Regions from separate parts of the Homo sapiens genome. Here region 1 is linked to region 2. The links are chromatin loops, found by intact Hi-C in ENCODE. Cell type or tissue: dorsolateral prefrontal cortex. All regions are shown on one strand. Links, peaks and the distances in the headings refer to the core of each region. The heading gives the core; the rest is flanking DNA. Region 1 overlaps ATP9B (ATPase phospholipid transporting 9B (putative)). Region 2 has its middle 230 kb from the start of LINC01029.

Region 1 (16,613 bases), core at 5,071-9,070, 1.6 Mb after region 2:
TCTGTGTGAGGGACCCTGTGTGAGGGGTGCTCTGGGTCTGGAGGTGTCTGTGTGAGGGGTGTCCTGGGTCTGGAGGTGTCCGTGTGAGGGACCCTGTGTGAGGGATGCTCTGGGTCTGGAGGTGTCTGTGTGAGGGACCCTGTGTGAGGGGTGCTCTGGGTCTGGAGGTGTCTGTGTGAGGGGTGCCCTGGGTCTGGAGGTGTCCGTGTGAGGGACCCTGTGTGAGGGGTGCTCTGGGTCTGGAGGTGTCTGTGTGAGGGGTGTCCTGGGTCTGGAGGTGTCCGTGTGAGGGACCCTGTGTGAGGGATGCTCTGGGTCTGGAGGTGTCCGTGTGAGGGACCCTGTGTGAGGGATGCTCTGGGTCTGGAGGTGTCTGTGTGAGGGGTGCCCTGGGTCTGGAGGTGTCCGTGTGAGGGACCCTGTGTGAGGGGTGCCCTGGGTCTGGAGGTGTCTGTGTGAGGGGTGCCCTGGGTCTGGAGGTGTCCGTGTGAGGGACCCTATGTGAGGGATGCTCTGGGTCTGGAGGTGTCTGTGTGAGGGGTGCCCTGGGTCTGGAGGTGTCCGTGTGAGGGACCCTGTGTGAGGGGTGCTCTGGGTCTGGAGGTGTCTGTGTGAGGGGTGCCCTGGGTCTGGAGGTGTCCGTGTGAGGGACCCTGTGTGAGGGGTGCCCTGGGTCTGGAGGTGTCTGTGTGAGGGGTGCCCTGGGTCTGGAGGTGTCCGTGTGAGGGACCCTGTGTGAGGGGTGCCCTGGGTCTGGAGGTGTCTGTGTGAGGGGTGCTCTGGGTCTGGAGGTGTCCGTGTGAGGGACCCTGTGTGAGGGGTGCTCTGGGTCTGGAGATGTCTGTGTGAGGGGTGTCCTGGGTCTGGAGGTGTCCGTGTGAGGGACCCTGTGTGAGGGATGCTCTGGGTCTGGAGGTGTCTGTGTGAGGGACCCTGTGTGAGGGATGCTCTGGGTCTGGAGGTGTCTGTGTGAGGGGTGCCCTGGGTCTGGAGGTGTCCGTGTGAGGGACCCTGTGTGAGGGGTGCTCTGGGTCTGGAGGTGTCTGTGTGAGGGGTGCCCTGGGTCTGGAGGTGTCCGTGTGAGGGACCCTGTGTGAGGGATGCTCTGGGTCTGGAGGTGTCTGTGTGAGGGGTGTCCTGGGTCTGGAGGTGTCCGTGTGAGGGACCCTGTGTGAGGGGTGCTCTGGGTCTGGAGGTGTCTGTGTGAGGGGTGCCCTGGGTCTGGAGGTGTCTGTGTGAGGGACTCTGTGTGAGGGGTGCTGTGGGTCTGGAGGTGTCTGTGTGAGGGACCCTGTGTGAGGGGTGCTCTGGGTCTGGAGGTGTCCGTGTGGATGCTGGTGGTGAGGTTCACACTACAGTTATCTAAGATGTTACCATTGGGAGAACTGGGTAAAGATCACATAAGATCTCGGTGCTATTCCTGACAACTGCATGTGAGTCTACAATGATCTCAACATAGAAAGGTAAACATTTTTAAAAATCATTCTTCTACCCGTAAGCATTTGTGACTTATAGAACATGCTACTGTGCTCTGAGATAAATACTCAGTCTCCGCAATCATCTTACTTGGTTGCCAACTTACTTTGTTGGTTTTTGTGGAGTATTTTTTGGTGTTTTTGAAGCTGTGACCTCTAATCCAGAGGTCTGTTTCTAGCTGTGTGGTAGAAGTTTCTCACGCCCATTGCACTCCGCTCTTGGTCTTGCAGGTATGCCACCATATACACCATGTTCCCAGTGTTCTCCTTAGTGCTGGACCAGGACGTGAAGCCAGAGATGGCGATGCTCTACCCGGAGCTGTACAAGGACCTCACCAAGGTACGGGCCTCAGGCAAGCTGTCTGCCTCACGACTAGCACCCACATCTAGCATTTTACACGAGTGAGAAACAGGCCAGTCAGGAGGCATTTCCAGGCATTTTGTGAAAAACGATTCTCTGTCCTTGAAGATGTTTTTTATGTCTCCTAATTGTTGTTGGCATTTTCTCTTTGAGTTAAACTTCAAAAGGGGAAAAACATCTCAGGGAAAAAAATTTCTCAAATGTTTGCAATAAAGCTCTAATATCATACATACAATTAGAATTGTAAAAGATATTCTAACCATTTGTGGAACTTTTGTGAAGTGAGCTCACCAAATGTCAGAGAAGATCTCACTGTGTAATTTCTGTAGAAAGGCTCCCCCGGACAGCGTCACTGCACCTGCTGCAGAAATAGCATTCCAAAGCTGGGGAACCCATGGGCTGCATGTTTCCTGTGTATTTCCAAGTTTGTCAGTAGTTGTGGATTTCAGAATTATCCCTGAAAAGTGATAACATGTGTCTGTCCCTAGGGTCCATAGACTATTTTTGCAGTGATGTCACCAAGAAAAAAATCCACCCCAGAAAACTTCAGTCACCTGAAACTCTGAGAAAGATGGATTTATTTGGCTTAAAACTGTGCTCTGTTAGGATTAAAGGAGGCTTTGAATTTATCATATTCTTTACGACAGCATATTTTATAGCATAGAACGTGTAAGGATACGGGGTAGAAGAGAGGCTCAGCTCTGCAGACACAAATCATGGTAACTCTGGTATTTTCCACAAAGCTAGCTGTTTTGAATCAACATTGAAAACAAAATCCACTAACCGCAATTAAATTTAGATTTACAATCGATAAATGACAGGTGTCTGAAATTATCAACTCAGATTTTTAAAGCAGTAGCTGTATGGTAAAGAAAGAATTAGATTAGGCATTAAAAAAGAAAGCTAATGACTACCTAGCAAACAGATTCTAGTCCAGCTAACCACTAATTAACCAACTAGATTCTTACCTAGCTAACCACAAACTGAGAAACTAGACTCCTGTCTGTCTAACTAGTAACTAACAAACGATACTCTATCTAATACAGCTAACCACTAACAAGCTAGACTCTTATCCAGCTAACCACTGACAAACTAGACTCTAGTCCAGCTATAACCACTCATTAGCCAGAGAGGTGCTGGGTAAGTCATGTTAACTTTTTGATTTCTTGATGTTATTGAAATGAAATAAAGACTTTAAAGTTTCTTGAAAAAAATAAAGAATTCTCATTAGTGTTATAATCAAGACAAATAAAGCTAGTTCACCAGTATCACATGAAATATAAATACCAAGCGTTATTATCATGGTGGCATCATCGTGACTACTGGGAAGCATCGTCCCAGGTCACACCTACTATAACTAGAAGCAAGACCGCTTAAGTATCTTAAACTGATGAAACCATTGTGATAAAGTACAGCAGAGTAAGGAGCAAAGATCCAAAAACTTCGGGAAGCTAGTGTGAATAATGATCATTTTAGTAGCATATGCATTTCCTCATTCCCAGAGACTCTAAAAATGTTTACCTAAATGCTGCCTTACAAACATACGGGAACAAGCTTTTCATGTACGAAGGTAAACCTCGATGCGCTACCCTCAACCCTAGGAAACCGGCACGCAAGCAGGGCAGAGGTCACCAGGGGTCTTGTAGCCCCAGCCGGTGCTCCCGGATCGCTGTGCTGGGAGAAACTTGTCATAGGACTGTCATGCCACAGCCATCTTGACCGGCTATTGGAGTGGGGCAGTAACACGTTTTTACTGTTTTCAAGGATTTAGATTGTACGCACCAGTCTCTTTCTTTGTGGATATCTAAATGGCTCTAGTAACAAGAGGTTCATAGGGCCACAGGTGTCTGACGGAGCAGCTAATTATCCGTAACTGTGGCCATGGAATCCGTAAGTTCTGTGTTACTGGTGCCGTTGAACCCTGTTCACTTCTGATTGTGTTGGATCTCATTAAGGGTATTAAATTTCCGTTTTCGTTAAGGTGAGCAACAATTTAGAATGTTTTAGTATCCTAAAGTCAGGTCACCATCCCTACATTTTTTTTTTTTTTTGGTCAAGAATGCAGTCACTCATTTTCTCTAAGCTTCTTTTCTTCAACATCTTATCTGCATTGTAACTTTTTTTTAAATCTACTACACTTCAAATTCTTTGAAAAGAAAATAGCACTAAAGTACTGAGCCACTAAAGTTAATTTAGTTATTTTTTCTTATTGAAGCTAAAGAACTATTTTGAAGCTTTCTGTTCCTTCTGAACAGTTCGCCAAGGTAGCACAGACTGCAGCACTCTGCGTTGTTGTCTGATGATCGGGGCAGCTGGAGACTGGATGTGCCAACGCAGTTTATCCACACCGGTCAGTGTCAGTGGACACCAAGTCCCCAGTCCGTCGGCTCAAGCTCCTGCGATGTAGGACAACATAGCCCTGCTCTCAACAAGTCTGTATTCTAGTCAGGATGAGAAAGCAGTGAATCAGTGGCATAGAGCAACAGCATAAAGGGCCGCGGCCTGCAGTGTGAGTAACAACAGCATAAAGGGCCGCGGACTGAAATGTGAGTGGCTGACCGGCGAGTGCCGGTCCAGTCAGTTCTGAGTCACATATCTCAGGTCACCGTAAATTTATAAAATACCTTCAGAGGCGAGCCAGGGAGGCAAGGCATGCATTCCCTGCACACAGGAGAAGACTCAATTGGAAAGAAAATCTCCTCTTTTTTATGTGTATTTGATAACCAGTCTTTATAATCTAAAAGTACAAATAAGGCACGCATTATAAATCTCACTTATTGTCCTAATGAGTTAGCCAACCTCAAGTATAAACATTTGTCCCCTGCTGTGTCTCGATGGCCTGAGCCACACATCGACACAGTATCTGTTAAGTAAGTATTTGATAAACAAATGAGGCAGTGAATGAATCAGTTAAACAAAGAGTCAGGATTTCCTTCGCTTTCCTAAAACTGTGTAGCTTTTATTCTTTACAGAAAATGGTATATTTGCAACACTATTTTGTTATTCTTTTGAAGCTCAAATTCTGCTTTGAATTATTAAACTTTACTCACGATGAGTTCAGGCACTTAATTTTCTGGATGCCAGTAAGACGGGAAACTGACCTACTCATCTCTCTCCTAACTCTGCACATGTCTTCATTCATTCTGAATGGTGTGTAACCGCTTAGGGAAGCTAGTTACTCCAAGATCCAGGCATCAGGACTAGTAAGGTGACCCTGGTTAAGTGAGCCAGCTCACGTGGTCCCAAAATATCTCAGACTGTGGCTGTGAATTTTGTTACCAATTCATAATCTTACATTACCAGCTAACTCCAGAGACATTTGATTTGTAGTTGTGCTAATTGTAAAGATATCAAGTAGGTAATATACAGTTCTTCATGAAATCTCTGGTGCCATTAGGTATTGAACCATTCGGACCCCTTCACTAATTTTTATTTTCTGTAGAATACTCTCAAATGGTTTTATCTTTTGAAATGTATATTTGTATACTTATATTCTTTTCAAAATAATAGTGAATAAGACAATAAAAGGAAATTTAAAACATTGAGATTAGGAAGGAGGAAATAAAAATATCTCTGTTTGTGGATGCTATAATTTTCTATGTAGAAAATTCCAAGGAATCCACACACATACAACCTCCTATACTTGTAAACTTCATAAAGTTTCAGGATACAAGGAATAATTTTTCAAAATCATTTTTGATTCTGTACACTAGCAATGAATAATTGGGGTTTGAAAAAATTTGTAAACATTTATAATAATACATTTAAGCATTTATAATACAAGAAAGTGAGACACTGAAGTGTACCTCTAACAAAATACACCCAAGATCTGTGTGCTGGAAACCAACAACATTGAGGAAAGAAACTGTAAAAGGCGTAAACAGATGTTCCTGGATTGAGAGACGTAAACAGATGTTCCTGGAATGGGAGGCATAAACAGATGTTCCTGGATCAAGAGGCATAAACAGATGTTCCTGGATTGAGAGACGTAAACAGATGTTCATGGATTGAGAGGCATAAACAGATGTTCATGGATTGAGAGGCGTAAACTGATGTTCCTGGATTGAGAGGCGTAAACCCATATTCCTGGATTGAGAGGCGTAAGCAGATGTTCATGGTTTGAGAGACGTAAACTGATGTTCCTGGATTGAGAGACATAAACAGATGTTCCTGGATTCGGAGGCATAAACAGATGTTCATGGATTGAGAGGCATAAACCCATATTCCTGGATTGAGAGGCGTAAGCAGATGTTCATGGTTTGAGAGACGTAAACAGATATTCCTGGATTGGGAGGCGTAAACAGATGATCCTGGAATGAGAGGCGTAAACAGATGTTCCTGGGTTGGGAGGCGTAAACAGATGTTCCTGGATTGAGCCTCAATTAGATGTTCATGGATTGAGAGCCTCAGTATTGCTTCACATTGACAAGCTCACTCTAGAATTTATATGGCAAGGCAAGGGAACTCGAATTGCCAAAATAATTTAGAAAATAACAGAGTTGGGCCGGGCGCGGTGGCTCACGCCTGTAATCCCAGCACTTTGGGAGGCCGAGACGGGCGGATCACGAGGTCAGGAGATCGAGACCATCCTGGCTAACACGGTGAAACACCGTCTCTACTAAAAATACAAAAATTAGCTGTGCATGGTGGCGCGCACCTGTAGTCCCAGCTACACGGGAGGCTGAGGCAGGAGAATGGCGTGAACCCGGGAGGCGGAGCTTGCAGTGAGTCGAGATCGCGCCACTGCACTCCAGCCTGGGCGACAGAGCGAAACTCCGTCTCAAAAAAAAAAAAAAAGAAAAGAAAAAAAAGAAAATAACAGAGTTGGAAAACACACTACCTGATTCCAAGACTTACTGTAAAACAGTAATCAGTTAGACAATGTGTTATTGTCAAAAGGATAGACAAAAAGATCGGTGGAACAGAAAAGAGAGCCCAGAAATACATCACATGTGTCAGATGATCTTTGGCAAACATGAGAGGAAATCAGAAGGAGAAGAGTTGTGTCTGCAGCTGTTGGGACAATTCGCCGCCCATGAGCAACAGACCCACAACCTCCACCTCACACTTCATGTGAAAATCCACCCAAAGTGGACCCTTGACCTATATGTAAAGCTATAAACCTTTCAGAAGAAAATACACACAAAATATGCATGACCTTGGGTTAAGCAAAGAGTTTTTAATCATGAGATCAAAATCATGATCCTTAAAGGAAAAAAATAATAAATTAGACTTTACCATAATTTAAAAGTTTTGGCCAGGTGCAGTGGCTTATCATGCCTGTAATACCATCACTTTGGGAGGCTGAAGCAGGAGGATAACTTGAGCCCAGAAGCTCAATACCAGTCTGGGCAATATAGTGAGACCGTGTCTCTACAAAACATAGAAAAAAATGAGCTGAGCATGGTGGTTGCTGTGTGCCTGTAGTCCCAGCTGCTCAGGGGGCTAAGGTGGAAGGATTGCTTGAGCTGAGGAGTTGGAGGCTGCAGTGAGCTGTGATTGAGCCACTGCACTCCAGCCTGGGTGACAGAGCGAGACCTTGTCTCAAAAAAAAAAAGTTTTTCTCTCTGAATGATACTGTTAATGAAAAAACAAGCCACAGCCTAGAAGGAAATATTTGCATGTCACACTTTTGATAAAGGAGTTGTTTCTATAGTATATAAGAAACCCCCAAAATTCAACAAGAGAACAACCCAGTTTTTAAAGTAGACAGAAGATATTAACAGACACCACCCCAGAGATAATCCACAGATGGCAAGGAAGCCTGTGAAGATGCTCAGTGCCATTTTCATCAGGGAACTGCAAGTTGAAGCCACCGTGAGATGCCGTGTACCCACCCGTGCTAGAACAGCCGAAATACCAGCAACGTGAAAGGCTGGGGAGGGTCCAGAGCAGCAGAGACTCCCCTTCACTGCTAGGGTGAAGGGAGAATGATACAGCCTCTTCGGAAGACAGTTTGGGCATTTCTTACAAAGGTAAACATGTATTTACCCCATGACCCAGTAGTCCTGTTCCTAGGTATTTCTCCAAGAGAAATGAAAACTTAGATTCATACTAAATCCTATATATGAATGTTCACAGCAGCACTGTCATAACTGCCAGAAGCTGGAAACAACCTTGTGCCCTTCAGCCAGTGGGCAGAAGGATGTCTCCGTGGACAGGGACAGCCCATGCGTGGATGGAAGGACATCTCCGTGGACGGGGACAGCTCCCGCGTGATGGAAGGACATCTCTGTGGACGGGGACAGCCCATGCGTGATGGAAGGACATCTCCGTGGACAGGGACAGTCCATGCGTGGATGGAGGACAACTCCGTGGACGGGGACAGCCCGTGTGTGATGGAAGGACATCTCCGTGGACGGGGACAGCTTGTGCGTGGATGGAAGGACATCTCCGTGGACGGGGACAGCCTGTGTGTGATGGAAGGACATCTCCGTGGACAGGGACAGCCTGTGTGTGATGGAAGGACATCCTAGTGGACATGGCCAGCCTGTGTGTCATGCCACCAGGCAGTGGGATTGTGCTTAGCAGTGAGGGGTTACTGCTGACTCACATGACATGATGGATCATACATTGTGCATTTTGCTGTGCAGCAGAAGCCAGACTTGAAAGCTGGTATTGATTCTTTTTACCGGACACCTGGGAGGTGCAGAACTGTAGGGAAGAGACCCGTCCGTGGTCGCTAAAGGTTTGAGTGTAGAGGGTGACCGGAGAGGCATCCCGAGGGGGTGTGGGTGTGGAAGCTGCTCTGTCTGGCGCGGTGGTGGCGGACACCTGACCGTGCCTCTCTCAGAGCCCGCTGGACGGCACCAGCATGGAGCTAAGGGAGGAGGAATGCAGACAGCGGCCCATGAACCGCAGAACCACACTGTGGGCTGGGAAGAAAGGAGCTCTTTTCAGTGGCCTTGGGAAAGGCGTTTGACTGTGGTTCACTGTAAGGCTGAAGACAAAAAGAACTGCAAACCGTGGGCTGCGTTTGGCATTTGCTTCTTACAGGAATCAATAAGCCCATGCATGGTAGCTAATGAGAAGCAGATTTCTCCCTGTTAGCGATGAAGTTAGAAATGAAGGGCTGGATTGAAGCCCAGATCAGTTTGGGCTTGTGGTTTCTGTGAGATAAATAAATAGATGAAGAAATAAACACGGACATGTGTGAGCATGACTTAGTAAACACACACAGTCCTAGGCCATACACCGAGTGGCTAGAATCAGGAACCAGGCGGTAGTGAGCAAGCTCAGTGTTGCAGATTATGCGGACGAGACCCTGTGCCGTCCCCCACCACGCAGAGCCCTAGAGAAGGGGTTAATTCCAGGGCTGAGGCAAGGGAAATACAAGATGAGCCTGAAACTTCTTGTGGAGCAAAAAAGTAAGGAACTGCTGAACAAGAATCAGTGAGGCTGGTGCGGGAGGCAGGTCTGACGGCGTCAGAGGCTGAGCCTCCCACGGGCTAGCACTGAACACCCTGCACAGCAACCTAGACAGCAGCATGACTAGATGATAACCAGAGAGCACACAGATACCTTCACCTCCACCGTGTGTACGCAGAGAAAGTGCCTCCTCAACCAGAGAGCACACATATCTTCACCTCCACCGTGTGTACGCAGAGAAAGTGCCTCCTCAACCAGAGAGCACACATATCTTCACCTCCACCGTGTGTACGCAGAGAAAGCGCCTCCTCAACCAGAGAGCACACAGATACCTTCACCTCCACCGTGTGTATGCAGAGAAAGTGCCTCCTCAACCAGAGAGCACACATATCTTCACCTCCACCGTGTGTACGCAGAGAAAGTGCCTCCTCAACCAGAGAGCACACATATCTTCACCTCCACCGTGTGTACGCAGAGAAAGTGCCTCCTCAACCAGAGAGCACACATATCTTCACCTGCACTGTGTGTACGCAGAGAAAGTGCCTCCTCAACCAGAGAGCACACATATCTTCACCTCCACCGTGTGTACGCAGAGAAAGTGCCTCCTCAACCAGAGAGCACACATATCTTCACCTGCACTGTGTGTACGCAGAGAAAGTGCCTCCTCAACCAGAGAGCACACAGATATCTTCACCTCCACCATGTGTACGCAGAGAAAGCGCCTCCTCAACCAGAGGATTCCAGTTATAAATGGTGAAGGAACCAGGGCAGTTGGAGGCCCCGCTGGGGCACCAAGGCAGCAGCCACTGTCACGAGGTCTTCCAAGGGAAGTGGAACTCCAGGGTCACAGTTCCCATCACCAGGGATGAGAGAGGCCACCACACCTCCTGCTGTGGAGCCCTGCAGGGGACACGTGTCTCCTCAACAAATCCTCCCCAGTAGTGTCATCAGTAGAAGACATCAGACAAGTCGAAATCAAGGGCATTCCAAAAAGACATGTCCGGAGCTTTGAGGAGCAGCCAGGTCATTAAGGACGGGGAGACAGAGGCGCTGGCCAGATCACAGAGCCCAGGAGACATCACGGCCAGAGCAGCGTGGGGTCCTGTGTGGGGCCCTGGGCAGGAAAAGCACATTTGAGAAAAACCAGGACCTCCACACCATTTCTCTGCCACGGTGCGTGTCTGTGTCTCCATGGAGTGTCGCCCTGGGTGGGCTGGAGGGCGCCATGGCCCCGGGTGAGCTGGACGGCGCCGTGGCCCCGGGTGAGCTGGAGGGCGCCATGGGGCTGTCTGCGCTGCTTCTGCAGCTTCCCTGCAAGTCTAAAGTGATTTCAAGGCAAAATGATTAGAAAACGGAGTCAGAGCCAAGAAAGTCTTCAATTTTCCTAGGATAGATGAACAGAATTGGGCATGGCGCCAGGTGCCTGTGGTCCCAGCTGCCCGGGCTGGAGAATCACTTGAGCCTGGAAGGTCGAGGCTGCGGTGAGCTGTGATCGCACCACTGCACCCCATCCCTCGGCAACAGATCAGGACCCTGTCTCTACAAAAACAGGACTGTGTTTGCAAAGCTGCAGTCTTATCCTTCAAAGTGTGGAGTTCAAAACCAGCCCATGTCTGCGCCTGGCCCTGGCCCAGTTGCGAGCACTCTGTGGCAGCAAGTCCACCTTTAGGTGCACACTCTCTGCTTGGTGGCTCTCATTTAACCTGTCCTGTAATATTTGAACTTTCTGTCCAGTAATATTTGAAGTTCATTTTATATTCTAAGAGATGTATTTAATGAAATTGAGCTTATCCATGTAAGAATGAAGGAATGAGACCCTGAAGAAATCAGTCACCGTAATTTCAGACCATTAATAGAAGAAATAAAAGTGACAGTGGAGTGAGTGTGGCAAGCAGAAGAGCTGTCGGGAACGTCACCTGCCCACCCCTTTGCTGTAGGACCCTACCACCAGCATACTCCGTCGTTGGCACCCTCGTCGTTGGCACGTCTCTACCCTCAGCAGAGCAGGCCAGGCACTGAACGGCAGGAAGCCCACACTTCCTCCCCAGCTTCCCTTCCTGCCAAGGCCAGAGACGCGTGCAGAGCCCCAGTTAATTGGGGCTTCTCTCCCCGGCGCCACCGTGAGCACCGTCCTTCCCTCTCTGTTTGGAGGGTTTGTTCTTGATATGCTTTGACTGCACTTTTTCTCCTCTTGCATCTGCCTATAGGATCTTTCTACTCCACACTCCCAAACTTCTCTCAAATAATTACAATTATGGGAACAGGCGAAATTTGTTGTTGTTGTTGTTCTAGTAAGAATCAGATTGGGAGGCCGAGGCGGGCGGGTCACGAGGTCAGGAGATCGAGACCATCCTGGCCAACACCGTAAAACCCCGTCTCTACTAAAAATACAAAAAAAATGAGCCGGGCGTGGTGGCTCACGCCTGTAATCCCAGCACTTTGGGAGGCCGAGGCGGGCGGGTCACGAGTCAGGAGATCGAGACCAGCCTGGCTCACACGGTGAAACCCCGTCTCTACTAAAATACAAAAAAATTAGCTGGGTGTGGTGGCGGGCGCCTGTAGTCCCAGCTACTCGGGAGGCTGAGGTAGGAGAATGGCGTGAACCCGGGAGGCGAAGCCTGCAGTGAGCCAAGGTCGCACCACTGCACTCCAGCCTGGGCGACAGAGCAAGAGTCCGTCTCAAAAAAAAAAAAAAAAAAAAAATCAGAGAACGTATACTGAGGAGGTAGGCTGGGAGAATAAATTATAATAGAGATAAAAGTGGTTACAGACTCAGGACAGGAGTCCTGGCATTTTGGAGTGGCTGGTCCCATGCCACGGTGCCGATCCTTGCAGAGGGACCATCTTTCACGCCACACGCGCATCAGCGTGCTCTGTGCCCCACAGCACTGAGTGCTTCCGTACGAATAACTGTACACATATGACTTTGAGGTTGGTTAATCTTTCCTTAAAATTTGCTTGATTTGGCCGGGCGCAGTGGCTCACGCTTGTAATCCCAGCACTTTGGGAGGCCGAAGCAGACAGATCACCTGAGGTCAGGAGTTCAAGACCATCCTGGCCAACATGGCAAAAGCCCATCTCTACTAAAAGTACAAAAATTAGCAGGGTGTGGTGGTGCACACTTGTAATCCCAGCTACTCGGGAGGCTGAGGCAGGAGAATCGCTTGAACCTGGGAGGCGGAGGTTGCAGTGAGCTGAGATCGTGCCACTGCACTCTAGCCTGGGCAACAGAGCAAGACTCCATCTCAAAAAAATGAAAATAAATTTTAAAAATTTGCTTGATTTTATTTTTTACAATTTTTGGTATGATAGAAATATACTTTCTGAATCCGTAATATTTAATGGTAAATATAACAGTAGCATTCAGTGAATATTTACTATGCTGCTGGCATTGTGCATATTTTATTTCATGGCTCATTTTATTTCATGCACGTGAGCCACATGCCACTATTACTTCTATTTCACAGAGGAGGGAACTGAGGCACAGAGATTAAGTCCTGAGCCCAAGAACGCAGAAGAAAGGCGTGTGCTAGGCAGGACTCCACTCCAGGCATTCCACACATACGGGGACATCAGTCAGAGTGACAGACATCTTCATCTCTTCCTAAACCAAATGAAGAGGTACCTGGCCCAGGAAGAGTGGCTTCTTCCATAACATGAAACCCATAGTGAATGAATTGCTTCTATGAGTAACGTGTCTGTACCATCAAATATAACAGGATTTTGTTCTCAGAGCTACAGTCTGGGAGCCATTAATAGGAGGTGTACGGATATTTTTCTCAAATTATCTATTTTGTTGATGTTTTTTGTACCCATTCTGTTGTGTTTGCTTTTATTAATCTATAATATCATCTGCTTCAATATGGAACACCCCACAGGTGCAGGTCTGAGGTGCTCCCTGTTGGCAGCTCCTAAAGAGAGGCAGCACAGACACCACTTCGTCTTCCACATAGACACCAATCATTGACCTACATGAATAAAACTGAATACATTTCAGCAAATCAGGCCACAGAATAAGCCTTTTCTTTCTTATGTCAAAATAATTAAATTTCCTTTTACAGTTTTTGAATAAAATGAGCCACATACTTAATTACAGATGAATTTCGTGACCAAAGACCAAACACCTACCATTACCCAGGGAGAGAAATGTCCTTGGGAAATACGTACCAAGAGAACTTATTTGGAGTATATAAATGGTTTAACTTCAAAGTTTTCTGCTTTTTAAAAATCAGTGGTGCTTGGCTGGGTGCGGTGGCTCACACCTGTAATCCCAGCACTTTGGGAGGCCGAGGTGGGCGGATCATGAGGTCAAGAGATCAAGACCATCCTGGCCAACATGGTGAAACCCCCTCTCTACTGAAAATGCAAAAATTATCTGGGCATGGTGGCAGGCGCCTATAGTCCCAGCTACTTGGGAGGCTGAGGCAGGAGAATTGCTTGAACCTGGGAGGCAGAAGTTGCAATGAGCCAAGATCGTGCCATTGCACTCCAGCCTGGTGAAAGAGCAAGACTCCGTCTTAAAAAAAAAAAAAAAAAAAAAAAAAAAAAAACAGTAGTGCTTCTTCGTCACAGTGAATTTGAATCTTCCTTTTCATATTCACGTGTGAGGGCTCAAGCTCCGTCAGCATCTTCACACACTGACTCTTGCAGCCTAGGAAAACACTTAACATATGTCACCACACTTGTCTTTTATAATTAAACTACAACTAGAATTATAATTCATAAATCTGCCACTGGTGGCCTCCTGCAGGAATATAGCCGCATTTCCAGCGTCCGTGCCTCTGTTCTGTGATGGCTCATGCCTGTGTCTAAAGGTCTTCAGCAGACTCAGGCAGGTGCAGGTTCAGACAGGCCCTGAGCACAGCCTGTCACCATCCTCCATCTTCCCTGCTGTCTTCTGTGTCCCCTGAGCTTCCGTGAGGGTTTGTCTTTCCTCTGTGGCTCTTTAAACCACTTCCTGTCCTTAGGAGAATCTCCCCCGTGGGTGGGGAAGCCCTAAATCAGGGCAGGACTTTGGGCTCTGATCAGCAGACTACACTTCTTAGCACCACCAGCCTCCAGCAAGAACCTGAGGAAATCACGGAACTTCTCGAGTCTCCTCGTCTGTAAATGGAAACGACGTCTGCTCTGTGTAACTGAGAAAATAGATGCGAAGGTGTCAAACAAAGGCCTCACATAAAGACAGGGCCTCTCAACACGTGTCACTTTCGACAGCTCTTTAGCACCAACAAGTCAGGGCGATTGTTAATGACTCAGCCTCTCTTCTTGGACTCTAAATTAATCTTCAGGGATGCAGTGGGACAAGCAACCCCGTGGGCCAGAGCTCCCCTGCCTCCTGCCCCCTCGTCCCCTGCCTCCTGCCCCCTCGTCCCCTGCCTCCTGCCCCCTCGTCCCCTGCCTCCTGCCCCCTCGTCACCTGCCTTCAACTTCGCAGAGTGAAGGGCCTGGCGCAAGGACCCATTCCATGGGGTTATGTATGTGACATGTTCTCCAGCGAGGGTTTAAGGGATAACTTTTTACTTCAGTTGAGATGTGCCATCCTTACTGAAGAACTGTTACGTTCTGTATCTTTTGATCTGAAAAAACCAAACAGTAAATATAGAAGTATTTGTTGACAAGAAATAAGGGAAAATGTTTTTATTGCCAAGAGCCTTTCCCCCTGGTTCACTGAAATGTTTGCTTGTATACATCACTCCTGGCTTAGTAGAGCCAACAAGACGGCAGGTCAAACAGAAGACAACATGAACGTCTAACCTCAGGCACCAGTGGACACGTGTGGGACCCAGGCAGCTTCTTCAGGATTCGGGTGTCAGGAAAAGGCGCCCGAAATGCTGGTAGACCAGGTGGCTGGGGTGGCATGGATGGGGCTTATGGACCTGGGTCTTTCAGAAGTGACCCATAGCTCACTCCTGGAAGGCGTGAGTCAAGCAGGTGGTTCTGCGCACTAACGACGCTCTTCCACTGTTTCCCTAGGGAAGATCCTTGTCCTTCAAAACCTTCCTCATCTGGGTTTTAATAAGTATTTACCAAGGTAAGACGAGATCCTTAGTTTACTGGACTAAAGATTTTTTTATTTTGGTCTTTTTGTTAGCAATATTGTTTTTACTTGCAGATTAAATTCCAACAGCTTAAAATGCCATCAGCAGTTAAATACTCCCTTCTGTTTATCTTGTAAATCAATATTCCAGCAACATGGGTCCTTTTTTTTTTTTAACTGATGCATGCCACCTAAAAACTGACTTAGTTTTTAATTAAATGTTAATCCAGAAAGATTTTAACAAGCACTTACCACATTGTATACCCTGCACAATGGCTTTCTTTCATAGAGTGATAAAAAGACTTTGAGAAATCTGAGTTATGTAAGGAGAAGCCATTAGCTGCCCTTTGTTTAGTGTTCAGATAAATGGGAGATTGTTGCAAGTATAACTAACAGATCAGATATATTAATTACATGCAACACATAATTATTTACACTAATTGAAGTAGAGGTGTGGCTTCGTATCCAGAGATTAAAAAGTTTGTCTGCCTCGATTTGCCATTTCTAACTGATGTAGCTAGGATCCCATCTTATTTTGTCCATAATCCAGAGTTTAAGTGACTTGTTCATCAGCATGAAGCATGGGCATGGCCATTATCCGCCTTTTTTTTTTTTTTTTTAGACAGAGTCTCGCTCTGTCACCCAGGCTGGAGTGCAGTGGTGTGGTCTCAGTTCACTGCAACCTCCGTCTCCTGGGTTCAAATGATTCTTCTGCCTCAGCCTCCCCAGTAGCTGGGATTACAGGTGCGTGCCACCACGCCTGGCTAATTTTTTGTATCTTTAGTAGAGATGGGGTTTCAGCATGTTGGCCAGGCTGGTCTGGAACTCACGACCTGGTGATCCACCCGCCTCAGCCTCCCAAAGTGCTGGGAAGACAGACATGAGCTGCTGCGCCTGGCCTATCCCCTATTTTTAAGGGTCTTGAGTGACGTTGCTGGTTCAAGGCTGTTTCCTCTAGCTGGCTTACACCCTGCTCGTGTGCATGGAAAAAGCTCCTGCTGTTTTTCAGGCGGCATCCTCATGTATGGGGCCCTGGTGCTCTTCGAGTCTGAGTTCGTCCACGTGGTGGCCATCTCCTTCACCGCACTGATCCTGACCGAGCTGCTGATGGTGGCGCTGACCGTCCGCACGTGGCACTGGCTGATGGTGGTGGCCGAGTTCCTCAGCTTAGGCTGCTACGTGTCCTCACTCGCTTTTCTCAATGAATATTTTGGTAAGTTGCCTTGGAATTGTTTTTTGAATCGTTCTCTATTCATGATTTTGAAGTATTTTCTTATTGTTGCTTCTGAATACATTGTGTTAAGTTGTGGATCATGGTAAAACCCATATCAGAAAGTGCCTGCTCTTACTGTCCCTGCACCACGGATGAAGG
Region 2 (16,613 bases), core at 8,461-12,460:
CGTAATTATAAAATCAGCATGTTACAGCAGCAAAGATTCAAATCTAAAATGGTGACACATAGTGAATCCTTCATGTCCAAAGCTTCCTGAAACAGGGTCGGGGCAGTGTTTACTTGGAGGGGGCTGCGATATCAGTGGAAACCTTATACATGTTTGCAAATGGAGATGATGCAGGAAGCTTGTCCACTGTGTAACTCAATTCACATTGCGCATTATGTGAATGAGATGTGAAAAATAATTTCCTGTATCTCTGAGGTATCCCAGCCCTAAGTGGATTGCTGGCTCTGGCCCATGGAAAATAATAAAGTGACATAGACTGCACCACCACATTCAGCAGGGACTCTGTGTCGTTTTCCTTCAAGCTTACTGGTAACAGCTACCATTCGATTCACAGGGAAACGACCAATTCTGCTCCAGTGAAACAAATTTTAATGAGCCCTCATTGCAATATTGTGTTTTAAGTGGTAGCTTTTAGCTCTTCAAAATTATGTCCACTAATTAGAGACATGTGATCAACCTAGTTATCTCCCAGCTATAAATTATAATACATATTCATAGTCACATGAATTTCATCTTCTATAAAACTGCCCTTATGCAAACAGTAATAGTAGCTATGTCATTAGAATATATCGGCAATTAATTCTCAAAATGATCAATGGGAAGAATGTCCTTTTCCCTCCATATCTGGTTTATTTATGTGTTCCCATTAATTATGCCTAATTTTCTGTTGTCACTTGTCTTCCTAATGTAATTCAATTTAAGCATATCTTTCTAGAGACTTATTAATAGGTAGGGTCATTTATATTGTGTAGCACAAATATTTTATAATCCACTAATCTTGACAAAAAGGCAATGCCTTCCTAATAAAAAATGTATGAGGAGTAATGGTTCCCTATTAATAACTTATTAGGTCAGATCACACAGTTTGAAGTGTCTATTACACTTTAATTTTATCGGATTTCTTCCTCTGGAATCCGCCACACTTCCCTTATCTTTTGATTGAGATTGTTTTTAGCACCATCCCAGCCTCGACAACCCCAAACAGCACTCGTGGCTTTGCCGTGGCCATAGTGGGTGGGATCGGCAAGCTCTGCTGCAGTGGGGCCTAGAGAAGGAGCAGTTCTGCTGGTGTGAAAGCGCCCTCTCCTCCCTAGAAGGGCGTTCATCATCAGATCATCCTGGATTATTACTGGCTCACACACCCTGTCAACAACAGACCCTTTCTGCAAAATGCACACACACACACACACACACACACACACACACACACACAGGAAATTCAAATATAATTTCAGGGATCCATACAAATCATGAAATTGATCTATGGACTTCTTAGGGGTAAAAGAAACAGAATTTAGATCTTTGGTTAAAATCCACTGTATGTTCATTATATACAGATAGTTTTACTAATAACACAAGCTGGATAAATATTCTTTTCTCAAATTGGCGCATTGTGGCCAAGATTTGTACAGTAACCTATTTGATGTGTTCTTTTAAATCCTTTAACGCTGACTTGAAAATGTTTCCATCGAATTGCTGAGACTTTCATGAGGTCCTGTGGGGATAATCTTCCACAGCTCCTGCTCTCAAGTAACTAGAGGAGAAAGATAGAATGTATTCATGAAAATAGAGTTCTCTTAGGCAAGATGTTTCACCTTCCCTAGACTTCAGGCTTCTCATCAGTAGAGTGAGGGAATTGGACAAAGTTGTTTAAAAGGTCTGTTCCAACTCTAGTTTTTCATGACTCTATCGATCTGATAAAATTATATGAATCTACAAAAGCAGGTCGTCATAATAATGTCTCAACGAATGTACAAAAGTTAATCAGACTGTCGGTGAGGAAATGGTCCATGCCCTCTGGGGCAGGTGCTACTGCGGACATGAGTTCCTGCTGGAGGCCTGGGCACTATTGTGTCAAGACTCAATTATGTTACAGTGAAAGGAGTCATACATGTAGTTTGGGAGGTGGTTATATTAAAATATAATGTATATGTAAAATTACCATCTCAATAAAATGTAGACTAGATTACTTTTCTCTTCATTGGCAACAACATGATCTAAGAACTGCTATTTAAGATAATTGGATGGGGTTATGAGAAACTTAAATGGACTTTGATGCTTCAATAATGAAAGATGAAAAATAGTACCCAAATTAAAGACATCAAATCTGTGCATATAATTAATAGCTCTTTACAGAAATATATTAATTTGGAAGAATACATGTATTAAACATCTTTAAGAAAATGGATTCAAGTTATGCCATTACCAAATAAGGCAAAAATTTTTAAAATCATGAATAGAAATTTACCTTAAGACTAAATTCTCCATTTTTTAAAAGCTATTTTGTTTTTGCCTTTTCAAAAAACATTTTGTAACTTTTAAATTATAAATATTAGCATCGCTCTATAAATCTCATGATATTCTAAAGACCCGCTTGAATAAAAGAAATTTGATGATATTAGATAATATTCTGTTCATCATAAATGCATTAAACTTGTGTGTGTGTGTGTGTGTGTGTGTGTGTGTTGTTTCCTCCAGTAGAGTTCTTAAGTGCCTCATTTGGAAAAAGGCATCTAGACCGACACACCTGCAGAAACGTAATTCCTTTGGATTCTACTCATAATTATCTATGCTACACATTTATTAACAAGCAGGCATGATGCTAGGTCTAGGAGATATGGATACAGAGAAAAGGAAGCCAGCCCTAGGTGTCAGTCCTTAAAGAAGGGAAAGAAACTCAACTTTAATAAGCACATACTATGTAATCAAAGTCTTTGCATGTGATGTTGATACAGCCTTGGCTCATCCTTCCACAGTGCTGTGAAGTAATGATCTCTGTCACTGTAGATTTGGAAAGGGGACCACATGGGGTCAAATCAGTTATTCAGCTTCATAAACATAAAAAAAAGTCAGAGTCATAATTCAAACCCAGATCCACCTGGATTGAATCATACTATATTTTTAAACTAAAAATAGAACAGCTAAGTAGCCAAAAAGCTAACAATAAACCACTGGATGGCAAAAGAGTGATTTAGGTAATTCATAGATTACCGACAGAAATTGCTGTTAGTTAAATGACCAGGGCACGTTTCACGGAGAAGATCCATGCCAGTGGAGGGTACTGTTTGGTAAAAAGACATTCAGGGCCGGGCGCGGTGGCTCACGCCTGTAATCCTAGCACTTTGAGAGGCCGAGGCGGGCGGATCACGATGTTAGGAGATCGAGACCATCCTGGCCAACATTGTGAAACCCCGTCTCTACTAAAAATACAAAAATTAGCTGGGCATAGTGGCACGCACCTGTAGTGCCAGCTACTTGGGAGGTTGAGGCAGGAGAATGGTGTGAACCCAGGAGGTGGAGGTTGCAGTGAGCTGAGATTGTGCCACTGCACTCCAACCTGGTGACAGAGCGAGACTCCATCTCAGGTAAAAAAAAAAAAAAAAAAAGGACATTCAGGACTTCTGAGCAGGTAGAAGGGCATCTGGAGCAAAAGAAAGAGACACCCCTGAGCTATGTCTATTCTGGGAGAAAAGTAAACTGATTTGAGAGGAAGTAATAATGAGAGATAACGGTGAACGCTTTGTGGAGGACCTTCTGTCCTGAGCTCAGAGACTTATACATTTTTTCCCATAAAAACTTAGAACTTCACAAGTTTTCGAGCCAGGTTTCTTGCATGGTCATGAATGTAAAAGAGATTAATTTCCAGTGATCTTTAGGATGCACTAGGATAATAGTTAAGATGCTATTCTAATAGCACAGTTAGGGATTTATAAAAGAAGAAACATGGTTGATCATAGACCCCGTAGAAAGGAAAAGGCACGCAGAAAACACGAAGAAACAGTCGTCTCAGTGATCAGTGGAGAAGGAAGACCATAGGAAAGAAATGAGTGAGAGACGATGAAGACTTTCAGCCTGTTTAACTGGTGGGAAGTTGAAAGCTTTTCTGAAATGACATTGGAAAAAGGAGCTGGAAGTTCTGGCAAGAGATAATTCACTTCTGATCACTGAGGCTGTGTTTAAGAGGCAATGTCCTACTGTGGACTGAAGCTTCTCATCTTGAGATCTGAAAAGTTGTTAGAATGAGAACCTTGACTTGCTACTCGTTTGCATTGAGGTGATACCTTAAATCTTCAGGATAAATAATTTATCTCCTGAAAAGAGAAAAGTGTGCAAGTAAACGAACTTTGAGGAACATTCTTTGGAGGAGGAGGATGCAAGGGAGCAGTTAGGGCCCTAGACTCCAGGAATGAGCTTGCTCTGCGTGGAGATGCCCTAGAATCCAAGAATGAGCTTGCTCTGCGTGGAGATGCCCTAGAATCCAGGAATGAGCTTGCTCTGCGTGGAGATGCCTGCAACAGGAAAGAGCCCTGAAAAACCAAGGGCTACGGAGTCCTCACAGGGATTGAGGATGATGTTAATAACCTGGAGTTGTGTTTTCTAATGGCCTCCCGGAGGAAATTTTAATAGGAAGACCAAAAGCCAGATGGAAGGAAATGAAGGACAGTTGTTGGCTGTTGTATAGAAATGGAAGCAACGGACAAGACCCTTTTGTTAAACACAACTGTTTGTCAAAAGAGGAGAGGACATTGGCCACCAGCAGCAAGGATCAATAGGAACCAAAAAATATGTTTCCCGTGCTTTTCCCCTTAGTCTGCAAGACATAGAACTTTGGACACAAACACAAAGTGGGGAAAGATGAAGAGAGAGAACGGGAGGCAGAGCTGCTCAACATCACATGGATTGCTTGAGAGAGAAAGCATGCTGAGGAGGTCCTTTATGTTGTCCTTTGAAATAAATATTATTTCACCCAGGCTGAGTAAAGAATGAAATAGTCTAAGTGATGCATAGACTTGCCTTAACATGGATAGTGGGATGATCATGGCTGGTTAGTGTGGACACCCTCGTTCATCTCTGCAGGGTAGATAGGCACCTACACCAAGGGTGAGTGCACGTGGGCTGACATGAGGGCTTGGAGGAAAAGCATTCTCACTAACAGATGTTCCATGAAGAACGACTATGTGCCAGAGCTTAGTGCTGGAAGCTGGGAATGCTCCTTGGAATAAGAGAATTTTTAAAGAGGTGAATCAAAAAACCACTGTGCATGGTGATCTCATCAGCAGGTTGTTTTGTGCAGTGTGGTCCAGATCAAGAACGGAGAAGTGATGCTGAGTGTAGCCAAGTCGTTAGGATGTTAGTTGTTGGCGCATTGATTCAACACCAGGACAATAATCAAGTGGGCCCAAGAGTCCAGGGCCTTATCTGGGATATTATTTAAGGACTTCATTACAATATCTGATTGATGAAGAATCAGCTAGTTTTACTGAATGTTTTAAAGTGTATAAAGCACTTATATATCCTTTATCTCTGAAAGTCAAATGTAACTACAAACAGGCTAATAGGCTGGGTGAAGTGAGCTGGATTAAGTGATTTGAGATCACAGTGAAAACAGTCAATTCATAAGATGAGTTAATTAAGGAGGCTGTGATCAAAGACAGGAACGCTTGAGTTTAAGATTGTGGATGGACTTATGAGCCCAATTTAGGACCAAGCAGGTGGACCGGCCAGGCTGTGGGTTTTAAGGGTCTTTCTGTGGGGAGTCTGCCTGCCTGAAGCTGAGGAAGGGTGAACACAGCCAGCCACAGATAAACGCCTTCTGAAGTATGAACTGGGGCAAGCTGAGAGCCAGTGCTGGAATGAACAGACTGTCATCAGATCTTAAGTGTGGATGTGAGTGTGAAGTGAGAATTAAGGCAGGATGCTAGGAGCCAGGCCTTCCAAACAGTGACTGGGAAGAGAGAGCAGTGAGGAGGAGGTCTTAGCTCCCATCCCTGGGTGCTGCCCACGTTGTGGCAGCTGGTGGAGTGATGGCAGGGAGCTGTCCTAGACTGTGAGCCCTCAGTGGCCAAGCTTTTATCTTGCACCTGCTGCAGCCTGCTTCTCCTTAGCCCCATGCAATGGAGTGCAGGGGACAGGACGTCCATCAGGTCTCCTACACCGGCAGGGACAGATGTGTGGGGAGAGACTGGAGAAAGAACCTGGACTCCTGGGGAAGCTCTGACTGATCCCAAGGGACTGGAAGAGGGCAGTGGAAATAATCAGCACTGAATTTACACAAACACCTAACTCATTTACATAATGATGCTGAATTTACACACTTATTTACATACAACACTGAATTTACACAAACACCTAACTCATTTACATGACACTGAATTTACACAGCTAGCTCATTTACATAATGATGCTGAATTTACACAGCTAACTCATTTACATAATGATATCAAATTTACACAAATGCCTAAGTCATTTACATAATGACACTGAATTTACACACTTAACTCATTTACATAACAACACTGAATTTACACAAACACCTAACTCATTTACATAACAACACTGAATTTACACAAGCATCTAGCTCATTTGCATAATGGCACTGAATTTTCACAAACAACTAACTTATTTGCATAATGATATTCAACCTAAGAAGAGTCACAGTTTAAAACTCCTCAAAATGTGTGCCTCCCTCTTTTACTTTACTCTTTCTCACATTTGCAGTCTGAACAGAGACGGTATAGTTTACATCTTTAAATTGTCTCAAACAATAATCACGTTGGAAGAGCAGAAACAAAAATGTTGAGTGCTTTGAGAACCAGAGAAGCAACTCTGTTTATCTTTTGAAAAGAAAAATAGCACCAAATGCACAGAAAACTTATACCCCAATGGAAGGTCTTCAGGACGGCCTTCTACTTGACTAACTTGCATTGTGATTTTTCAAATGTATGAATATTTTTATTCAAATTAATAATAATAATAATAATAGGAAATCCATGATCCCTGATTGCATTGTTTTCTGAACATGTTTAAAATCAAAATGGGTAAACTTCCTCTTCTCATTAGCAATCTAACTATGGATTATTTATTTTTCATATTTATAAATAAAGTTTGAAAACATGGGGTAAAGTATAAAAAATGACTTCCTCAAATTTTGAGAACAGGGCTCTGTTCCTTTTTTATACTTTCAAAAAGTATTAAAAAGTCTCAAAATTTGACCATGGGTTAAAGTATAAGAAATGACTTCCTCAAAACTTGACTTCCTATAAATGTACGTTTATTCTTTAACCCAAGTCAAATTTTGAGATTTTCTTAATAATTTTTACATGATTAATAACTTTATCATATCAAGGCATGTCTGTGAAAATGTATTGCTAATTTCCACTAAAAGAATTTGAAACTCAAGAGTATGCACACTTTTAAATACAAAATAAAATGTAAAAATAGAGAAGGAATTGACCATTGTCAAAGAAAGCTCTTTGGGAACCAGTTCAGCTCACCACATTCCCTCTCTGCAGTGCTCAGTCCTCCCAGAGTCTAGTGCACTACACGGAGATGGTCTTTGATAATCTGCTGTTCCTTATTACATTTCAAGCTTGCTGTTTAAGCGAGTGCACTCCGTCGACATAATATTGTGCCCTCCGTGACAGCCTGACTTCCCTCCACTCCATCTAGGTATCAACCCTGGTGATAGGAAACCGAGAGTCACCAGAATATCATTCTGTAAACAAAAACAAAAGCCCAGCAACAACTTCTCCACCCCATCGTAAGAAGATCAAAAAGAAAATGCAAACAGCAGCTTCCCAATGCTTGTGTAGAATGGCCCTCCCACAGCACGGTGGGTGGAACAAAAGCCCCTTTTTGGCATTTGCAGCACCAGCAGCTGCAGGCTGATGCACTAGGCTTTCCGTTAAATAGGGGCTGGGGCATAAAAATAGACACTGGCATTTATTGGAAGCTTAAGCCTGTTGAAGTTTTACAGATTTAGAAAGTTCACTAATCGCTATCAATTAAAATCCCTGCCTCCTTGTTGCATAAATTATTCACAATGCAGCACACAATAGTAGGGCTTTTGGAAATATTTATTGTGGCCAAATGTTGGAAACAGTGAAGTGCAAACTAAAGATTTTTAAAAGTGCTTCAATTTGCAAATACAAAGGAAATGGCCACTTCAACAGCAGCACTGGACTATATCTTCATGTAAGCAATGAATGATAGGTGTGTACTAGAAAAGGGTTTGGGACCTGTGACACACTTCTAGCAAAATTTAATAAGAGAATTTTCTTTAGTCTTCACTTAAAATCAAAGAAACATTACCTAGCTAAAAATATCAGTCCAGTCAGCCATAAATATGCAAATACGTATGTGTGTGTATGTGTGCATACATGACTCAAATACACACATGTATGACTCTATAAACACCTGCACATTTATTAACATTAATTACTTTCTAACATCTGAAGGTTTTATTAAAAATTAGAATTAAAGATCAAACTGAGCAAATGCTCGTTCTGAGTTGAACACTGTCACCTGTGGATGCATTTTCAAATCTGTGCTGTTTTTGATCAACATTTTGTAAATAGTCACTTCACTGGCCCATTTTGCTCTATTGTGAGCTCTACCACAGTATCACACCACTTGCCCCAAGCAGCTCTCCTCAGAGGCTTTTCTTAAGCACTGGCGCTGGATCTGTCCCTACAGAACAAGGTCCGAGGTGAGCACCGCCAGAAGGAATGGGTCAAGAGCGGCCACCTGGGTTCTGTCACGGCTGTTTGACAATAGGAAACTCAGATATTGCCATTTCCTGAACCCTCACAAGCATCAGTGAAGCTGCTAAAAATTTCTCTAAAAGGGGGAAAGCAACTGGAAGAGCACATTCAACAATGATAATAATGCTGTCATTAAAGATTGATGAAGACTTTCAATTAGAACTCATTCCTGATCTGGAGCCGCTTAAGCCAGTCCTGCCTACTATGAGCTAACGCTCAGCAATGCAGATAAAGGGTCATTATAATCTATTGAATTCAATCATGACAAGTTCATTTACCTGACGGGAGCATGTATTACATACAAAAAACTAAATTAAAATAACATTATGGGTTGACTCGAATCCACACAAGAAAAGAAATTCAGAATGAAGGACAGAACTAATCACAGGCTAAGAATAACTTGATTTATAGTCCCTTTTTGTTGCAGAAAAATACTTATTCTGTTGTCCATCCTAACTGACAACGTAACCTTCCTTTGAGAGAGTACACTTTCTTATTCAGTAACGCTGCACTTCAATACGACAATGATAATCTCTGATATCTAAGCAGAAAGGTTTAAAGACATACCATTCATTAAAATGATTTAATAATTCTTTCATAAGAATAAATACAACACATACGATTGTGCAAATATACAGCCAAATATATTTATTTAAATAAATTTTAAGGTAGTATTGAAGCTACTACATATCTATAGAAACACATAATTATAATAAAATATTTGTAAATACTTCGTCACCAATTTTAATGTCTTGAATATTATATTTTTGACTAGAACATTCAAAATATTTATGAGGAGAAAGGCTAAATGTAAAATGATGTATTTAAATAATCATATATCAATAATATATATATATATACCTACATTCTTATTTTTCTAGTAATATTTAACCTCCTTGTAAGGCTCTGACCATTGAAAGATATACTTTCTATCCTAACACTATTTGTATTTGTTCAATTTTCTAAAAGATCTCCCAAGTCTAAGTTCACAGTGATTGATATGTTTTTGAACTTTGTCACTAAGTAATAAAAGGCAAATCGTTCATATTAAAGAGTTAATGAATGAGGTTCTTAACTGTGAAAAGTTGATAGTTCTACACTGAAATAAATTTTGCGAACTCGAAGGAAAACAGTCTCTCAAGATTTGTTTTATTACTGTTTTTTTTTTTTAAAGAGGGTTAGGTTATCGTTGCACTAACAAATTATTGGACATCTTTATTAAATATTATTTTAAAATCTTCAGTGAATGAGGACAGAGTAACTGGAGTCATTTCATCTTCTGGCTTGAACAATGTAATCTGCTTTGAAACACAAAAGGTTTCAGTCCTACCGAAGGAATTCCAGCACTTATGCGTCAACATTCTTCAAGCTGAAAGCACGTTTTAACTAACTTGACAGTGGATAAAGAAGGAAATTTCTACAGTGATTTCCTAGGTATATTCTATGTTACAAATCAGAATTTATTTCGGTCCTAATTAAGGACATCTTTGCTGTTGCTGTCTTCACTCACAGCGTCTACACTAAGTTCCTGCCGGCGGCGGTCCAGTCGATCTCTGAATGTTGAATTTTCCTAGAAACCCATTTTAGTGCCAGTTTAGGAGCAGCTGACGTGTTCACGATTTTAAGCTTCTACTGTTTTCATTCAATAAATTGTTAACATTATCCACACACACAGAGTAAACACCTGAAAGCACTAAAATGCTGCCCTTCTCCTGTTCTGTTACATACAGGGAAAGCTTTTAATGTCTCGAGTATTTTCTTTGTTGAAGGCAAGGAGTGTGAACACGCAAATGGGAGTGGGTGTACATGGTAGGATCCTTGGATTTAAAATATCCCTTTTATGTCAGAAATTCACTGAGTCTTTCTGAAAACACATCAGCCAGGCCTGTGTAGTGATCTCTACCATCTGGTGGCAGCATTGCACCGGTGTAGACCGCTGGAACGGCACCTTCCTTTGGAGACGGCAGAAATTAAAGTCCGTGTGGTTTTCTCAGGAAGCATCATTGTACATACACGATGGCTCCCAGAAAATTGCACAGTTACGTCTATGACATATTCCATAACACTTATTTAATCATCAAAACAGGACTTAATGTAGGGGTCTAATTTCTGTTAGCCTAAGTAGGCAGCAGGTAAGTTATGCTATTCAATAAAAATCACAATTTTATGAAATTCTATTTATACTCATATCTTAATTTTCATATTTCAAATATCCAGTAAGTGTTCAGCCAGGATAAAAATCCAGCATTTGTTATATCATTATCGCTGAGTAACTAAGCTAACATAACCCACATTTGTTTTCAATCATATCAGAGTTGCGTTCTTGAAATCCTCAACCTAATTTTTAGTGTTCGACAAAAATAATATATATTCTTTGGGAAGTAGTTCTATATGAAAGAATTTTTCAAAAATTATGTTCATAAAAATTCAAAGATGTATGTGCTACAAATAAAAGTTCCTTGAAAAAGAGACATGTTTTTGGTTAAAATATGCTCTATACCTAAATAAAGTAAGTGGAAAAATATAGATCTAAAATTGTTCTTTAATGCAGAGTATGTGTTTCTTAGACCCAATTGAGGGCAAGATAGCTACTATTAAAATAGTCACCTAAATATATTACTGTGATATATTTTAACTGTGCACATTACTTTTGAATTTTAATTGTGTTTTAAATTTTTATGTATTCAAATATTTAAATTTCAAAGTTTTGCACTATTATTAATTAAATCCAAGTAGAAATTATTTTTCACCTAAAGCAAACTGACCAGTCAGATGATATTGATGTAAGATAGGTCAGTTGCCCAGGTGGCGTGTCTCATAAAAGGCAGAGCCTCCCAGCACACGTCCGTTTCCTCGCAGGCCTCACACTGGGAAAGGTGGTCGCCATGGTGCTCCCGGCAGCAGCCCTCTTGCTCCCCTGGCCTCCTTCCTTCTAACTTCTACGTATCTATCGGTGCCATCAGTTCCTTGATACACGGGAAATGGAGAAGCAAACAATTTTAAAGCAAAATATCTCAAACCTTCCTTGGAACAGACTGAATGACAGTAAAGAACATTATAAAGGAAGTCAGGAGAGCCCCAAAACCTTCCAGTGTTCTGACCTCTGGAATATCGTATTTTTCATTCTGTCCCAATGATCGCATCTGAAAAGGACATTTATTCCTGGATTCACTACTCCTTTCAAAGATACATACCAGGCACCATAGTTTTACCAGATGCAATTACAGTCAAGATGGAATATGTTTTGGCTCCTAAAAATTATAGGTCCTAGATTTACTTACTGGAGCTTAATGAAAAAAAAAAGGCTCTAACTAAACAAAATAATTTCAATAGTAACAAAGTGAATTCTTATGTGGTTGATCTGTATAAAAATGCAGCTTTTTTAACCAAAAGAGAAGTTAATGGTTAAACGTGCGGAAGAATCGCAGCCAATGCAGAAGTGAGTATGGGTTTTGTTACTGTTGCTTTAATCCTTGGAGCCTAACACAGCGCCTGGTGTACAGAAAAGGAGCAACAGATATGGATAGAAAAGTGAGAGCAAGGGGCACACATGCCATCAGGCTCTTCTTCAGACTCTTTGCCTCATAACTACTCCTATACCTGTAGTTTGCAAAGGCATATTCTTTAGCCCGTGTGCAAAATAAAAACTAAAAATAAAAATTGTGTTCATGTCCTGAGAATAATAAATTATATGTATAATACACTATATATACACATATACATGCATAGATACATGTCAGCCTATCAACATGTACTTAACTATATATAACATATTGTACATATAGTATTTATACATGTTTACAGGCACACAGGTATATCCATACAAATCCATACACACACACACACACACGCATTTACATATGAACAATACGTAACACATGTTTTATATATACAACTCAGAGTGTATCATATAATATATCATAATAATATATTAAGGAAGAGGAACATGGCAACGTGAGATTTGAAATATTTGAAGAAATAGTGTGGAGATTATTTATTCATTTATTCCACAAGCCTCCTTTCCATGTCTACCATTTTCTGGTCTTGGTGTTAGAAGCTTAGGGATAAAGCAATAAACAAACACTGACCCTGAACTCATGAAGCTGAACAAAAACAAATAAAAATCCAATAATTTCACACATAATGTTTATGTTCTGTTTTTATAAGTACTATATTTAATAGATGTAAGAATCCTTTCATATCAGTAGTATATTGGGAATAGAAGTAGGTCTGGGCAATTGGTTTTCTTTGTTAAATACTCTGAGCTCAATTTTCATGAAGAGGCCCCGAATAAGCTCAGTGGGAGAAGGTGAGGCCTGTCATGACACTAACAAGTGCAATCTTAGCTTTTCTATGTATATGACACAGTATCTGGATAAAATTTTAAAATTTCAGTCAATGAATCTAATGCCTCAAATTACCAAAACATTTGGTTGAGTAGAGATTGCAAGGAGTACCTTGACTGCATTGTTTTGTTTTACATAGGCATTTCACATTTTGCTGTTAAAACTACTTATTTATAAAATAAGTTGAACAATCTTATTTCATTAAATCTACGATATGCTTGCTCTTTGCCTAATTAAATTCTTTTTCTTATGTTTTCTTTTTTAATCTCCTTTCATTCTACCCATGTTGCCCAGAGTAAAGACTCTATGCATTAGATAGGACATTTGGGGGCTTAATCTTCACAAAGTATTTAGCATTAAAATCATGTCGCCCTGAATTCTAAATTATTTTTATCTTCCCTGACATTACAAATTCCCTTTTGAGAAGTATTTTTTGGCAGTGTCTTGTTCCTCATGTCCAGATCCTTAATTGCATGACCATCAGGAAGGTGATATACAGTCTATTTAAAGATCACATGTTGCTGTAAATCTCTGGCACAGTGACGTGGTTTATAAGGCAAATTACAACTCTATCGGACTCCTTTAAAGCGATTAAGATTGTTCTTTTTGTTGACTGTTTTTGGTCACAGTAGGCAATGTTTTTTTTTAAAGGTTACTTTTGATAAAAGGTAAGATGCAATGACAAAAGGTTTCTAAGATTAAGACAAACACATTTTCCTGTGATTTTGGTAAATTTACATAGGAAATAAAAAGGTTCTAAAGGAGATTTTATCTGTAAATCGTGCTCTTGACATCTTGCATTCTATAAATAATGTGGAGCAAAATCAAAGAACTGACTCTCCTTGATATTTGTGCTCCCTAATGGGTTGAGCAATCTCTCTATCTCTAGTTATGATGATGTGGTCATGAGGATGTGGTAATGGTGCTGTGGTGTCATGGTCCTGGTGGCATCGCTGTGGTGGCATGGCTGTGGTGTCATGGTCCTGGTGGCATCGCTGTGGTGGCATGGCTGTGATGGCTTGGTCCTGGTGGCATCGCTGTGGTGGCATGGCTGTGGTGTCATGGTCCTGGTGGCATTGGTGTGGGGGCATGGCTGTGGTGTCATGGTCCTGGTGGCATTGCTGTGGTGGTGTGGCTGTGGTGTCATGGTCCTGGTGGCATTGGTGTGGGGGCATGGCTGTGGTGTCATGGTCCTGGTGGCATTGCTGTGGTGGCATGGCTGTGGTGTCATGGTCCTGGTGGCATCGCTGTGGTGGCATGGCTGTGGTGTCATGGTCCTCGTGGCATTGGTGTGGTGGCATGGCTGTGATGGCTTGGTCCTGGTGGCATCGCTGTGGTGGCATGGCTGTGATGGCTTGGTCCTGGTGGCATTGCTGTGGTGGCATGGCTATGATGGCTTGGTCCTGGTGGCATCGGTGTGATGGCATGGCTGAGATGGCTTGGTCCTGGTGGCATCGCTATGGTGGCATCCCTATTATGTCATGGTCCTGGTGGCATAGCTGTGGTGGCATGGCTGTGGTGTCATGGTCCTGGTGGCATTGGTGTGGTTGCATGGCTGTGATGGCTTGGTCCTGATGGCATCAGTGTGGTGGCATGGCTGTGATGGCTTGGTCTTGGTGGCATCACTGTGGTGGCATGGCTGAGATGGCTTGGTCCTGGTGGCATCACTGTGGTTGATCCCTGTGATGTCAATGTCCTGGTGGCATAGCTGCGGTGGCATGGCTGTGATGTCATGGTCCTGGTGGCATCGCTGTGGTGGCATGGCTGTGATGGAATGGCCATGGTGGAATGGTTTTGGTGGCATAATCCTGATGGCGTGGTCATGGTGGCATTGTCTGGTGATGTGGTCATGATGGTGGGGTCATTTTACAGCCTGATCTCCATCTGCTACTCGCCTCTTTAACCTGCCTTGTTAATTGCTAATAATACAGGCCTGATTTTTCTCAAATGCACATTTTACTGCCCCTGAAAAACCCTAGGCATACTTATTTTTGCTCCCCTCAATGTTACTTTCTGTTCCATAAATCCATAAATGGACCAATCAGAATGCATATTCAGTATCTAGAACTGACAATTGTCTAGATGTGAACAACTAAGGTAACCCCTCGATTGTGTGTGAAATGTATTTACTATCGCTCTAATCTGTATTTGTCACAGTGTTCTCAGCTGGCATGGAGACCACAACAGGCATTCTGTAGGCCCGACAAACACACATTTGTTGCTTCCCAGACCTAAAATGTGTGTCAAGCTCAGTCATGAGACATAGGTAGAAACTGCTTTTTCTGGATTTCCCATAATTCTTCTCCATGACATCTTGGCATTTCTGGGTTATGTATATTTTAAAATCTGGACATTTCCACTGTTAGCTTATATCATACAGGAGATTTTACTTTATGTTGTTACCTATCTAAAAAATAATCCACCTGTTGGATTCTCTATTTTTCTACTTTAAGACCAGAAAATTAATTTAATTAAAAATAGTTAGTTCTTTAAAAAACTCAAACAGTTAACATGTAATTTTTGTCAATAGATGTTTTAAAATCTGGCTTATGATCAAACCAATGAGATAATAGTTGCGATCTTAACAGTTAATAACTTTCAATATTCTGACTTCGAGAGAGAAGATTATAAGTCTAAGATAACAGGTAAATTAATATTGTTTCTGTTCTATTTCATTTGATAGAAAAGGGTAGTGGGAGATGATTTTGGCTAGTTGATATGTTAATAATGACATGTATTTATTTTATAATATGTCTAGACAAAAAGCTATGAGTATGTAGTGTGACACTAAAACCTCAGTTCTTTTCCATTCATGATAACATGTTTTACAAAATTGCTTAATTTTTGTTAATTTTCCATTTCAACTCAAAATGAAAAATTCAATGATAATTGACCAGTTCAGTAAACAATAGGACGGGATTTCAGGACGTTGATCAATACTTGAGAGTCCTCTCCATCAGTTTTCCTGGAACCCCTGTAGAATAACTAATACAATTAGATATTGATGGGATGTCACAAGCTTTTTATGATAGGCAAGGAACTCCAGTATGCAACAGTATTTCCTCAGAGTGTGTGTGTAAGTGCACGCGTTTGCATTACAAGCTAAGACTTCTAGAAAAATAATACCTCATCTGGCCATTTGCTAGCCTCAAATTCCAGTTTTCTCAGAATTTCACTCATTTCCTAGTCACATGGTTCAATAATATAATGAGCATTAGAATTATTGTAGCTTTGCTTTTCATGTTTACCCTCAATTCCCATTTTTCAGGAAAGGCAATTTGGTACCCTGATACAACCACAGGCACCTGTCCAACCCCTCTAAGGAGACTAAGTGTATTGGGGTCTTTTCTCTGATGATCTGTATGGTTCACTCCACAAGCTCAGATCCATTCTGGTCCTTAAGTGTCCATTCTGCACAGCTCAGTTTTCTTTTTTTTAATGTAATATGTCTAAAACTATCGGAGACTCTAACAACTTTAGAAACACACCAGGTTTTCTATGCAGCCTAGGGCTTCCAATTGCAAATATTCAATGAATAATAGGAAAATTTGAGCCTCGCTGAAGGCACATGTCAATATTCTGTGCATCTTGATCGAATGCATTATTGTCTCTTTAGCTGCATGTGTCAGCCGGCTATCTAGAAAGATGGAAACAACTGAGTCCC

The links. Hi-C counts contacts between places; a loop is a spot of excess contacts. Peaks named below come from ENCODE experiments on the same cell type or tissue, not always from the same donor. Only the 100,000 strongest peaks of a DNase experiment are listed, where the experiment ranks them.
Region 1: it touches region 2 in a loop (6-fold over the local background); 1 of 110 quality-filtered maps calls a loop at or near these places.

What each region holds. Positions count from the first base shown.
Region 1 is chr18:79,357,648-79,374,260 of GRCh38, forward strand. It overlaps ATP9B (ATPase phospholipid transporting 9B (putative)), which reads left to right. Exons shown (of 30, transcript NM_198531.5): 26 at 1,707-1,815; 27 at 15,178-15,235; 28 at 16,251-16,454. Among named protein-coding and RNA genes, the nearest start is that of NFATC1, 30 kb to the right of the region's middle. RefSeq lists an enhancer at 3,766-4,965. In dorsolateral prefrontal cortex, for the core only: no CTCF peak of the experiment used is centred there; no DNase peak of the experiment used is centred there; H3K27ac peaks cover 846 bases.
Region 2 is chr18:77,755,175-77,771,787 of GRCh38, forward strand. No RefSeq gene overlaps it. Among named protein-coding and RNA genes, the nearest start is that of LINC01029, 230 kb to the right of the region's middle. RefSeq lists an enhancer at 7,262-7,976. In dorsolateral prefrontal cortex, for the core only: a CTCF peak has its summit at 10,508 (motif pointing left); a DNase peak (open chromatin) is centred at 10,517.